Regions from separate parts of the Homo sapiens genome. Here region 2 is linked to region 1. Evidence: chromatin contacts called from ENCODE Hi-C or POLR2A ChIA-PET data. All regions are on one chromosome and are shown on one strand. Each heading gives the region's core, a stretch centred on a gene start or an enhancer-like site at or near the end of the contact. The rest is flanking DNA. Distances are from core to core; before and after follow the strand shown.

Evidence for each region. A loop is a pair of places that touch in the nucleus more often than their neighbours do. ChIA-PET counts read pairs that join two places held with the same protein, here RNA polymerase II (POLR2A). Pooled maps may share reads with other maps.
Region 2: POLR2A ChIA-PET joins it to region 1 with 9 read pairs in MCF 10A. The contact joins the promoter of TMEM9 here to the promoter of INAVA in region 1. A Hi-C loop is called at or near these places in 4 of 50 pooled maps. POLR2A ChIA-PET finds 5 or more read pairs at or near these places in 3 of 52 experiments (H1, MCF 10A and WTC11).

Annotation. Positions count from the first base shown.
Region 1 is chr1:200,889,827-200,896,171 of GRCh38, reverse strand. INAVA (innate immunity activator) reads right to left here and starts at 1,272. Exons shown (of 10, transcript NM_001142569.3): 1 at 1,085-1,272. RefSeq lists enhancers at 1-355, 356-867, 868-1,378, 4,484-5,312 and silencers at 4,537-4,831, 4,922-5,041, 5,052-5,171.
Region 2 is chr1:201,150,474-201,157,318 of GRCh38, reverse strand. TMEM9 (transmembrane protein 9) reads left to right here and starts at 2,845. Exons shown (of 5, transcript NM_001288565.2): 1 at 2,845-3,461; 2 at 5,467-5,558. The coding sequence starts at 3,396. RefSeq lists a silencer at 2,769-3,048 and an enhancer at 3,459-3,608.

The DNA.
Region 1 (6,345 bases), core at 23-2,522:
TGGAAAGTTGGGCCAACTCAGCCCCTGCTTCTCAGGGGCTCTGAGACTGTTGCAGAGGAGTGGGGACTTACAGGGACAGAGGGGTACCTTAGCACGCCTCCCGTCTCCGCCAGCTTCCCCTTCTCCCAGCTCAGCCCAGTCTCTGACTGCCAGCATCAAAGGGGAGGCACTGATCTTCCCAGTGGTCCCAGCCTGATGCTGGGTCCTCTCTGGGATGACTTGCTGCCCCAAGTAGAGCAAAGAGAACAGCGTCAGATGCCCAGAGCCCCTGGCTGTGGGCTCAAGGCTTGGTTCTGCTGCGGTCTGTACTACCTTGGGGAAGTCACCAGGCCTCCCGGGGCTTCCTTTCCTCCTGTGCACAATAAAGACTGCACAGTGTCTAAAGCCTTTCCAGGTCCCCGGTCTGAATCTCGACCTCTTGGTCAATGTCAGGCCAAGAAGGAAACCCGTACAGCCACATAGCGGACCCTCACATCTGCCTCTGCCGAGGCCGCCCTCCACAGCTGTAGGGAACCTGCCCCAGAGTCAACAGGTGAGAGCGAGGGCACCACCCCCACCCAGGAGGCTATGAGTCTTAAGTGTCTAAGGCATTGCTTTTAGATAAAGGCAGTTCAGGTAACATCCCCACCCCCTCCCTAACACAGGGATCCCTCCTGGGCCTCTTCAAGCTCCAGTACTGGGCCCTAAAAAGCAGCCCACCCGGCTGAACAATGTCCCCAGAAAAAGGCAGAGGAGACCAGAAGGGGCACAGAGGGAGGGAGGGAAACTCCAGAGCACCTTCCCTCAGGCCGGGCCATGGGGGATCCTCCTCTATCCCAAGTGTGTCCCCCAAAGCCAGGTCTCAGGCCTGCCTGTCCCAGCTCATCTCTGCTTGCTCTCCCTCTGGTGGAAACTAAGGCCTAGGCAACCACAAGAACAGGCTCCCGTCCAAGCCCACCAGCACCCCTCTGTCATCCCTACACACCAGACATAGGCTGGCGGGGGTGGGGGTCGGAGGGGGGTGATGGCCACTGCTTGGGCTCCTCCACTCCCAGGCCAGCCTGCTCTCAGCCCCAAAGACCCATTCCACCTCCCCCGCCCTCACCTGCTTCTGGGCTTTAGTCCAGGAGTTGAAAAACAGCCCCTGCTTCCAGTCAGGGGGCTCAGGGCCCTCACATGTCGCCTCAGGGTCTCCCAAGCCACAGGCCTGTGCTCTCTCTCCAGCTGACGGAGCTGCTGGCCGTCCGTCCGTCTCGGCTCACCTGCCTACCTTGCCGTCCCTCCCAGGCTGCCGGGCCAGGGGAACCAGGTTACTTGTTATGACTTGAGTCAGAGGGGAGGAGCAGGTGAGCAAGTCCTTCCCTGAACTAATCCCGTGCAACTGGTGCCAGCAGGCAGCTCCTGGGCCTCTGCACTTCCGGGGGGCAGGAGGGTAGCAGGGAAAAAGGGGCTCCCATGGAGGAATCCCCAAAGAAGACAACAACAAGAGTCATGTCTTCATGGCCTCAAGAGACCCTAGTACAACATTCTGAGCTGTGAGGTACCTGCGTGCCCTCCTGTCCTGACCCTGGCTCTCCCTGCCTTCCTTTGACCTCAGTTTCTCTTTCCAGAAATTGAGGCCTGTTAAGCACCCCGGAAGCAAGGTGAAATGTCCACTGTCCATGGAAAAAACAAGCAGGACATTTACAAACTGACAGGGATGGGTCACTGCTCTTCCCCACATATGGAAATGAAGACCAAGGCCTGGGTTTTATCTCTCCCGAGTGAGGATTTTAAAACCTCAGGCAAGGCAGCTGGAATTCCAATATGCAGAAGTTCTAGAATCCTAGAGAGAGAGGATCAGGCTGTTCTTTTTATCCCAGACATTGTCCCCCAAGGGTATCGAGGCCATCACTTCTCTGTTGATTATTTACATCCATCCCCCAGCAACGCATGTTCATGGGGCACTGACAGGCACTGACCTGAGCCCAAGTCCTGTTTCCTACTCCACAGGAGGTCCACTGTGACCCCAGACCCTAAGTCCACTCCCCAAATGCAAGGAGCCAGAGACCAAAATGGAACTTATTTCCTATAAAAAATAAGCCTCAAGATCTCCCATCCCACCGACCCCCAAGCAAATGGGAAACTGGAATCTAGCCTATTTCAAGGCGGAAGCAGAGCTAACGCTGACTGTTGCCTGGCCTGTCCCCAGCAGGCTGCACCCCTCAAGTCTTCATCTTACCACCTCCCTTTCCCCCCACTCTCTGATCTTCCCACCATTCCCCCGACCCAGATTCCAGTGCCTCAATACATGTCTGGATTGCTTCCCCTCCCCCAGCCCCTAAAAAGTCCTGTCCCCACTCCCTACCCCCAAGTGCAGGGATGACAGAGGAAGTTTGCTTTCACCAGGCATCTCCTGTGGAGCGGAACTCATGGGGCTGGAGTCCCCCAGCATCCCCCACTGCTCCGGTACACACACCCAGCACACCTTCACATTCCTGTACACACCCTTTTTCCAAACAATGCTAGCCCCAGAGTGCTCCAGGCTGACCACCTCATTTTCTGCCCAGGCTGAGGCTGAGGGGCCCTAAGAGGGGACAGTTCTTCCTCCCCCCGCCCCATTGGGAGCTTGTTCTCTGGGTCTCCCAAAGAGCCTGCAGCCCTGCCCTTCCCCAGTCCTCCGTGACACACCGTCCCTCCCCATAGAGGCTTGGCACTTTCTTACAAAGTCAAACAGAGAGGGGTTGACTCTGGGCATAAGCGGCCCTTCCTCCACCTTGCCCATCTCCAGCTCCAGGTGGGGGTTGGTGGAAGTTTCTACCAGCTGTGAATTGGCTCACAGTTCACATTTCTTGAGCATAAAATAAAATTAAGAAGATCACTAAAAAAGTCAATTATATGAAATAAAGTTCTAAAAATATAAAAACATAGCAATATATATGCTTCTTTATTAACATTAAGCAGGGTCTAGCAGTGGGTAATTTCACACAAGGGCTGAGTGTAAACAACATTTCAAGACTGCTGTGACTGCAGTGTGATATGAAACTATGAATTCTATTAATGGCAAAGTCACAGGTACTGCCAATGCTACTGTGATTTGTTGTCTTCATAACTAAAGGTGATGTTAAAATCTGTTAAAGGTTGGTGAAAAACAATGATATCTTTTTTTGCCTCACCTAGTTTACACATCCTCTGAATTCCATCTACAGATGCCTAATGCCAATGAACCCAGTTAAGAATCCCTGCCCTCAGGTAATCCTCCATCTCTGACTTCAGGGGAGGTTAGTACAGATGCTCAATCTCACTGTTTGCATTGATCCTTTGGAATTCTCAAAAACACCTTGCTCCCCCAAATTCACGCTCAATATTTCCCAACCTTGCAGAATCTGAGGTTTGGAAGGGAGCTGGCTAACCAAACCTCCTGCCAAGAACCCCGGGGAGCCATCCTTGGAGCTCTCTGATGGCCATGTCATTCAATTCAAAATACCAATGGGGGAGGTGGGCACTCCAGAGGCCAGCTGGGAATCTGAAACAGCTCCCCACTCCAGTCAGGCCGGGGAGTCAGGGGACTGATGCCCCAGCCCCAAACCCCAGAGTGCCGTCCAGACCACCAGTTGGTGAGGAAGTGGTATTTCCTTGCAAAACATTATAGTACTTGGAATCTGATCTTTGCAGACAAGAGCCCTTCCCCAGGGAAGAGAAACTGGACCTCTTCAGTGTTTTCGTTTCCTGAGGAAAAGTCCCGAGTCAGAAAACTCTTCCCCAGCGCTGTAGCCATCCACTCTCCATTTTTTTTAAAAAAAAGTTCCTTCTTTTAGGGTCTTCTGATAACACCAGATTGGAAGTTCTTTAAAGCAAGGGCCTCGTCCTACCATCTTCACATCCCCAACAGCCCCCAGCAAAGTAGTCTCAGGCACTGCTAAAATCTTACTTCAAGAATTAAGGAATCAATGGCCAGCGCTAGAGACAACAGTGAAAAAAGGAAGAAGTGAAATAGCCCGGGACCCTCCAGGCAAGAGGGGTAGGAGATGGTTCCTTCACTGTTTTCTTACTCGCGTCTGCTCCCTGCTCACTAGGAAAGGTGTTCGCCTCCACTAAGCAAAGGTGAAGTGGGCTGGGACAGGGGAACTCCAAGCCAGCTTGGAATGCGCCCTGAAATGAGACCTCTAGGCTTTCTCTAAAAAGCCCCTTTGTCCTGTCCACCCTGCTCCCCTCCCCCACTGCGCCCTCCACATCCAGGCTGGCCCGAGACTTTGCTCCTTTTGTTTGGCTGCTTTCTGGCTTCCCGGAACCTGGCCAGGAAGATCCACAGGCACGAAGAAGGTCGAAGGAGAAAGGTTGAGGGACTGGAAATGTGCATTTTTGGTAGGAACTCAGAATTCCTGCCCCTTTGAAAAAATTACCCCATTCCCTGTAGGGCACCCTCCGCTAAGGCTGAAGACCGTGGGTTCAGGGGCCCGATCCCCCGCCCCAGTTCACCCGCACTGGGTGCCCCGAAGTTTTCCCGCTTACCTGTCCCATGGAGCTCTGGCGCCGCCCGCCTGCCCCTGCGCCCTCCACTCCAGCCTCGCAGCTTCAGGACCTGTTTGTCCAGGCCATCTTCCCTCCCCCCGAGCCTCCCTGCGGCCTGCCCTCCCCGGAGGTATTTCATTTAACTTCGGCATTTGCAGCATCCCAAATGTTAAAGATCCCAAGACATCTGTCCCCTGGGGCATACCAAGGCCCAGAGGAAAGAGGGGAAGACGCAAGAAGGGACTGAAGAGTCCGATCCAAGAGTCGGGACGGGGCCGCACGCGGGAGTGACGACGTACCCGCAGGGGTGAGCGAGCTGCGGGAGCAGCCGCTCGAGGGGCGAGGCTGTCCCCTTTGCCCCGCTTTCGGACGCCCGCGCGGTGGGACACCCCTGGCGCCGCCAGTTTCCGCAGCCCAGGCGGGACGAAGCTTCTCTCTTGGTCCCAGTGCCGCCTTTCATTCGCGCGCTCTGGCCTGGCTGGGGCCAGTTTTCATTCCTGGAGACCCCTAAGTGGAAGAATGAAAGGAGCCTGCGGAAGGGCGCTCCCCCGACCCTGTCCTCCCCGCAGGCGCCCTCCCCCTCGCTGTGCGGCGCTGCGGGTCGCGCGGGGATGGCCCCTCTCCCCGGCCCTGGCCCCGGCCCACTCCCACTCCTCCCGCCGGGCCCGCTGGCTGAACTCCGGCTGGCTGAAGGGAAGGAGCACCCTCCCGGCGAGCGCCTCCTGCTGCCCGCTGCGAGCTGCTGTGTCCCCGTTCATCCATTCATTCACTTCCCGGTTTTCAGTTGTTCAATAAACATTTATTGAGCACCTACTAGTGCCCAGCACGATGGATCAAAGCTCAAGCCCCATTCACTGGAGGATTCTCCAATCTAGACGAGTGATGAAGCAGCACAGTACCTGAAGTAAGGGCTAGGACCCCGGGCAAGAAGAGGGAAGGCTGACCCAGGCTGAGCCTCGGCAAAACTTGGCCAGAGGAAGCAATACCAGAAAATAAGAGAGGGACTTGAAACAGCAGTGACAGGTGTACAAAAGCACAGCAGCAAGGGAGCACAGCAGGTTCCAGGAGCTGCAGGGAGGTTAGGGTTTGGGATGAGGAAGGAGTAAAGGGAAAGAACATGGAAGAGAGACGAGGCTAATTCGTCAGTCAGTGGCTCATCCAGAAGCAGGGCAGCCAGACGCAGAGGCTCACGCCTATAATCCCAGCACTTTGGGAGGCCCAGGCCAGAGGATCGACTGAGGTCAGGAGTTGGAGATCAGCCTGGGCAACATTGTGAAAACCTGTCTCTACCAAAAAATAAAGAAATTGGCCAGGAGTGGTGGCACGCACCTGTAGTCCCAGCTACTTGGGAGGCTGAGGTGGGAAGATCACTTGAGCAGGGAGGCGGAGGTTGCAGTGAGCCAATATCCCGAGACTACACTCCGGCCTGGGAGACAGGGCAAGACCTTGTCTCAAAACAACAACAACAACAAAAAACCCACAACGAACGGCCAGGCGCGGTGGCTCACGCTTGTAATCCCAGCACTTTCGGAGGCCAATACGGACGGATCGCCTGAGGTCGGGAGTTCAAGAATGGCCTGGGCAACATGGCAAAACCCCATCTCTACTTAAAATACAAAAAAAATTAGCGAGCATGGTGCTGGGAGCCTGTAGTCCCAGTTACTCAGGAGGCTGAGGCATGAGAATCACTTGAACCCATGCAGCAGAGGTTGCAGTGAGCCAAGATCACTCCATTGCACTCCAGCCTGGGTGACAGAGCGAGACTCTGTCTCAATTAAAAACACACACACACAACAAACAAACAAACAAAAGTAAGGCAACTCCATGTGGTTGTCCAGGTTGTGCACTATACTAAGAGGGAAGGTTCACCATTCT
Region 2 (6,845 bases), core at 1,596-4,095, 260 kb before region 1:
GAACTGGGCAACATGGAGAAGCTCAGGCAGAGAAACCACCTGCATAATAAAGATTGGGCTGGGAGCTGCCAGAGATTTGTGCCCTATGCAGATGGCACACCTGGTGCTAACTTTTTTTGAGATGCCCTGTATAGATGAGATACTGCCTCCCCACTAGCTCATCTATAAAACCCCCTGCATTTCACCTTAAATTGGCAACTCATTTTTCCAGGACCCCTCTCTGTAGCAGAGAGCTATTGTCTTTCTTTCACCTATTAAATTTCCACTCTTAACCTCACTCTTTGTGTGTCTACCTCCTTGATCTTCATGGCCAGGAGACAACAAACCTCAAGTGTCACCACAGACAACAAGGCTGCTTCACTTCTACAACACATCACTTTCTATGTTACATTCTGACCATGTGATTGGTCTGCTATTAGGTTGTGCATTACTTGAAAGCAGAGTTGCATGTGATTTGTCTGTTGTATCCCTGGGGTACCTAGCATCTGTGAGCCCTGGAGTTTGGCTCACAGATAGTGCTTGGCACATGTTTATGGAATTAAATTTAATGAATAGGTTCAGACTCACTTCACTGGCATGGCTCATAAACACAGGGCACATGGAGGATGTATGGGAATGAGGTGCCCTGGGTCAGGTAGGACTATTTGGGAAAAGCTTCTGCAAGGCAAATGCTTGGGCAAAGATTTGAATAAGATGAAAGATAACGACTGGCAGTGCTGGGGGTGATAATGTCCTATGGAGGACTGCAATGAGCAAAGTCAGATATAGGGACAGCCGGTGGGGGGAGTAACCAGTGATGAGATGGGGTGGGGAAGTGCAGAAATGGTAACCACTTGGCTTGGTTGCCAAGTGGAGGGGTCTGAATTGGATGCAACAGGGTGCTTGCTACCAGGGATTGAGCAATGAGCGATGTGCTGAAAACAGAATTGGAGGAAGACAGGATGGACCTAGGAGCACACAGGAAGGGAGTGCATTTCAGGGAGCAGAATGCTAGCCGAGGAAAGATACAGGCAGGGTGATGATAGCTACCTCCTGGGGACACCTGGATAGACAAGATGTGGAAATATGAGAGAGGAGTCAAAGATAGTTTGATGCCACAATCTAGGACCTGCAGAAATGCAGAATGACAGTGGAAGGCCTCCCTTCTGTTTGATGAGGAAGATGGTGAGCTCAGCATTGGGTATCTTTAGTGTTGTGTGTCAGAGGGTCATCCATTGGAGGTGACAGACTCAGCCCCATGCTTTTGTCCCCATGAAAGTCCCACCTTCATATGGAACGTATATGGGGGGAAGAAGTGTCTTTTTCCAGTACTTGAACTATCCCTTCTGCCCCCACGAGGTAGGCATTCTGTCTCTGCCTGAGCTTGCTCACCAAAGCAGCCATTCTGACCTCCACAATGAGCTAACATTGCCATTTATAGAGCCTCCCTCTTTGTGTCAGATGCTGTTCTAGGTGCTTTGCATATGTAAACTCATTATATCCCTACAACCACCTTGAAAATTTGGTAATATTAATCCCATTTTATGGGCATGGAAACCGAGACTTCTGAAAGGATTCCAAAGACTTCCAAAGATCCAAAGGCGGTGTCCTAAAGGAAACCACCCAAATTCACACAACTAGGAAGGGAGGAACCAGGATTCCTGCCCTGGTCACTCTAGCTCCAAAGCCCCTGACCTTTGCATCACACTGCAGGCCTCCTGCCCCTGCCCCCTGCCAACTAGATTTAATTTAATTCTATAGAATTCAGTTTAGCAAACACTTCCTGAGCACCTACCAAACACAGGTCACTCTGCCAGGTGGCAAGGATATAAAGAGGAATAAGACATAAGCATAGGAGAGAGGAACACAAACTCAGTGGCCTCCAGATAAGTGCCCACCTCAGTTCACAGGGCCTGCGAGGGGCTTGATTCCACCTGGACCCAGCCCCTATGCTAATCCAGCCACCAACCTCAAGTTTGGGCCATATTGATACCCCTCCCACCCACCCCTAAGGAATCCCAACATATCAAAGCTGAAGGGGATCTTAGAATCCAACCGAATCATTTTACAGATAAGGGAAGTAAGGGAAGCTGAGGCCCAGAGAAGGGAGGTATCTTTTCCAGGCTAACACAGCTGCTTAGGGGGAGCGCCAGGGCCAAAGCCCCGGTGTCCTCACTCCGGGTCTGGTGCCCTGAATTCATATGACTCCCCTTTCCTTCACAGCTGGCAAGAAGTTCACATCTGCCACATAGCAGCCAGGGACCCTCACCCCTGCATCCTGGCCATGCACACTTTGCCCCATTTTGCCAGGCCCAGCACCAGCATGGGGTAGGGGGATCAGGCTGAGGACGCTGTTGTGCACACTCTTCACAGGCCCAGCCCACACCACCCATCGCCAACCCTAGATTTCTCCTTCTCAGAGGTGTGTGTAGGGGTAGAGACGTTGCCGCGCAGAAAGTCTTCTGCAGCAAAGACGTGGATCCCTAAATAACATTTCCAGATTTTGAATGAGGACAAAGCCCTTCAATCTCGTATCGTTTTTGTTGACGTTACTAGCTTACAGTGTATAAAGCGCTTTCTTTCTAAAACAGCAAGATGAAACAAGCTGAGTTTTATAATACAAGGAAGGGAGAAGCACCGCAGTGGGAGTTCTCAGGCCACACAAAGGCAAGACCCTTCCCCAGGAGTTTGGAAGGCTGACGTTCCCTTTTCTGGTTTGGTCGGGTTTGAGAAATGCCCGCCTCTCCCTTGCGCAAGAGTCTCCCCGCCCAGGTGAAGGCGGGTCTTGTTGCCATGGCGACAGCGCGGTCGGGTTAAGGGGCTGCTCTGGCAACCAATAGAAGCTAGGAGAGGGCGGGGACAACTGGGTCTTTTGCGGCTGCAGCGGGCTTGTAGGTTCGTGGACGCGGCATTGGGGGAGGGGACGGGGGTCGCGGGGCTATTGGGGGTCCCAGTCCGGCTTAAGACCTCTGGGCGTGGTGGGCACCGGCCTTCGCCGTCGGAGCAGGGGTCCCAGACTCGCACCCAAAAGTTCCCGTCGGGCCCGAGCGGGGAGGAGCTGCGGGGCGGGCAGAGGCGGAGATGGCGGAGGGCGGTGGGACGTGATGCGCGGGTCAGAGCCGGGCCTTGAGAAGGAACTGGAGGCCCCTGGCAGCGGTGTCCCCTCGAGGACCCCTCTGCCGGGCTCACCAGGTGGCTGGCGGAGAGCCGGAGAGTTGGGCGGGAGGGAAGCAGGGTTTGGCGACCAGGTTTAGCAGGCCTTGGAATCCTGGAGCCCAGCCCCCAACCCCATTCCCACTTGGCCGGATGGTTAAGGGCCTAGCGTGCTGGCTGCGGTGTGGCCACCTTCCCCTTCTCCGACTCCGTATCTCTTTTTCCAGGTGTCCGGCTTTGCTGGCCCAGCAAGCCTGATAAGCATGAAGCTCTTATCTTTGGTGGCTGTGGTCGGGTGTTTGCTGGTGCCCCCAGCTGAAGCCAACAAGGTGAGGGAGGTGAGCCTGCAGCACCTGGTCACGACCACAGTGCACGGCCACCCTGTCTACAGGGCTGACTCAGAGGTAGCCAGCTGCTCCTTAAGCCTGCCTCTCACTCACCTATGGGCCATACTTCTTTTAGTGGTCTTCCTTCAGGTTCAAGGCTGCTGGCCTCCCTAAGGATAGTGCGGGTGAGGAGTGAGGAAGGGTGGGGCACAGAGCACTGGCTCACTCTGATCAGACAGATCAGTGGTGGACTTCCAGCAAGGAAGTTTGGAGAAGTTATCTAAGTTCTCCATACCTTCCTTTGCTTTGGACCAAAGTATGTTTTGTTTCAGATATTTTTGGATTTGGGAGTATTTGCACATAAAAAATGAGCTATCTTGGGGAGGGGACCTAAGTCTAAACCTGAAGTTCGTTTATGTTTCATATATGCTGTATATACATAGCCCGAAGGTAATTTTATACAATATTTTCAATAATTGTGTGCATGAAACAAAGTTTATCTACACTGAACCATCAGAAAGCAAAGGCGTCACTATCTCAGGCACCCATGTGGATAGTCTGGTTGGTTGGCATCACCACCATTCCTGACAATGAATTTATATGCTACCGATAAATATTTTCTTACGTTACACATAAGTTCTTAACGGTAAAAAAATATGATGTACTATTAACACAGTGAAAATAAATGATGTGTTCAGGGTAACTAAGCACAGTAGCATCACCAGAATACCTGTATCAGCTGTTAGACACAGCAACATAAGGCTTTCTGTCTCCTGCTGTGATGCTGTGTTTTGATTAAAGGTTACTGTGCACAGTATTTTTTTAGGTGAGAAGTAGTATCTGAAGCAGTAGAGGGACCAGAAAGTGGGTCCTCTAGAGATGAGGAGGCATTCTGCCAGATGGCTTTTAAAAATGTTTTTGCCAGTCACCTGATTCATTAACAAGCTTTTGTCTTAGAAGTCTCTTTGATTTTATAGACTGACACGATTTCTTGTTCTGTTATGAATGCGCTCTGCTATAGTCTTTCAAGAAGCCCGTCACTCATTGTTACCATGTCTGTAGGTGCTTTTCTGCAATGTTAACATCATCTTTGTGGTCATGTCTGTGCTTAACAAGTTTTAGATTGGGAGCATTTCGAATTTTTGTTTTAGGGGTGCTAGTACTACCACCTGTAGTAGCAGTTGTATCTATTACTCTGCTTAGGGAGAATCAAATTACATGACAATGTAAAAATGCCCTGTAAGTGTAAAGTCCTATACAGTTTGAAGTTTCCATTATTAAGGGTGACCCACCTAAGTTCTGGGACTCCTGAGATAACTTCCATTCTTTATTGCTACATTCCTGTGGAGCTGTTTGGGTAGATCTATGGAACTAAAGATCATCCAGACTTTGAAGTAAGGTTAAGGCTGAGAGTTTGTTTCCATTCTCTCCTCAGAAATCCTAATTAGTAAAGACATTTATGGTGATATCTCTTACTCATTCCAGAAGGGAAGAACTTTCAAAGGGGTTGCTTGAGTATTCCCACAGAAATGATCCACTTTTTCTTATTCACCCTCGCCCTTTATGTTTCCCCAATCCTACCTAAGAAGTTGGAGAAGGAATGTGGGGAAGAGGGTGGCTGCCAAGTCCACTGGACAGAGGTGCACACACAAGTGTGGGGTCTGGGGTAGAGGACACACACACACACACACACACACACCCATTTCCCCTCATCCCTCTCCCCGCATTCCTCTAAGTACCTGCTTTGGGACTGGCAGGCCTAGACAACTTTCTGTGAGTCTCATTTGCCATCTGGACATTTTTCTATCTTTAGGACCCGGTGCTGCAGCTTGCTTCCTACAGTGGCAGTCCTTGCTGGATTTGAACTTGGGGATGGAGAAAGCTCAAGAGCATAGATATGGTTCACCTAACAGGATGGGGAACAGAAAGTTGACAACCTTGCTAGAGCCTGAACCCCCTGAACCCCAGGCAGGGTCTCTGCATACTTGACATGTGCTTTCTTTTCCAGAGTTCTGAAGATATCCGGTGCAAATGCATCTGTCCACCTTATAGAAACATCAGTGGGCACATTTACAACCAGAATGTATCCCAGAAGGACTGGTAAGGCATTACACGCAGGCCCCTGGCTGCTATACCCAGTTGAAGTTATGGGTGTTTACTAGAGTTCTTGGACCCTGGAGGATAAGCATGCTCTCCCATTCCTATGGAGAGCCTTTCAAAGGAGTAATTATTCATGTCACAGAACCAATTTCATAGTTGTCAACTGTCTGTGGAAACAGGATCCAGGTGTCTGAATTCCAGCTGAGTGGTCCCTGGCTAGAGGAGTGGATTTTGTTGTTTTGCTTTGAATATTGGTCTTTAGTGATGCATACAGAATAGTAGTAGAGAAGTTGGCAAAGGTAGGTATTCTGACCACATGCTGTAGGATACCTAATGCTTTTGCAAAGCTGTGTTACATGTGTTATTCTGTGCCAGTCTTATAGCATCCTTGTAAAGTAGGTGGGATGGATTTTGCTCCCATTTTATAATAGCAGAGACAGAGGCCCAAAGAAATAATTTAGAGTGTTGAATTCATTTCTGGGTACCTCACTTTTAAAAAGAGAAGAATAACCCAGAATTCATTCAGAGAAAGGAGACTAGTGCGGTGAAGGGAAGTTTTAGCACATTGTCCTGGAAGGAATGGTTTAAGGAAGCAAGGAAAGCCTAAAGAGGAGAGGACTTGGGGACACACGATGATTGATTGAAAGCTGGCATGTTATGGGAGGTGGGACATGTGGGAGCAGGTACTGGTGTGGATCAGTTATGTTCAGTGGGGTTTCTTGGTGTAGAGTTGGGGCCAAGGATAAAAGCTTCAGGGAAACCGACTTAAGCATGAGTTGAGGGAGCATTTCTAATCTAGGCAGTTTTGGGAGCCAGGAAGCTCCGTTCTTGGAGGGCCCCGAGCACAGATGGGCTGAGGTCACTGTAGAAGAGATCAACATCAGATGAGAGGTCCGGGTCAGTGCTGCCTCTCCTGCTTTCTCAAAGCAGATGAGCTTTGAGAAAATACACATTTCCAGTACCACCACCACTGCTCGATTTTGATTCTTCAAATACGGAGTGAGGGTGAGGGGAGGCAGTAACCTTTCTTTCCTTTGGTGCTTAGGATGCAGTTGATCCAGAGCAACACTCGAGAATTTTGAAACTAGTTGAATTTCCAACTCTGAGACTGTCGGTGATTTTCTGAGAGGCAGTCTAGTTAGATAGACAGACTCTGTGTTCCACCTTCCTGACTTCAAATTTAGCTTAGCTGCTTGTTAATTGTGTGACAAATTACTTAATCTCCACTGCACTTTGATTTCCTTATCTATAAATAGTGGCAGTATTTTCTGTGTTAAGTATGTACGT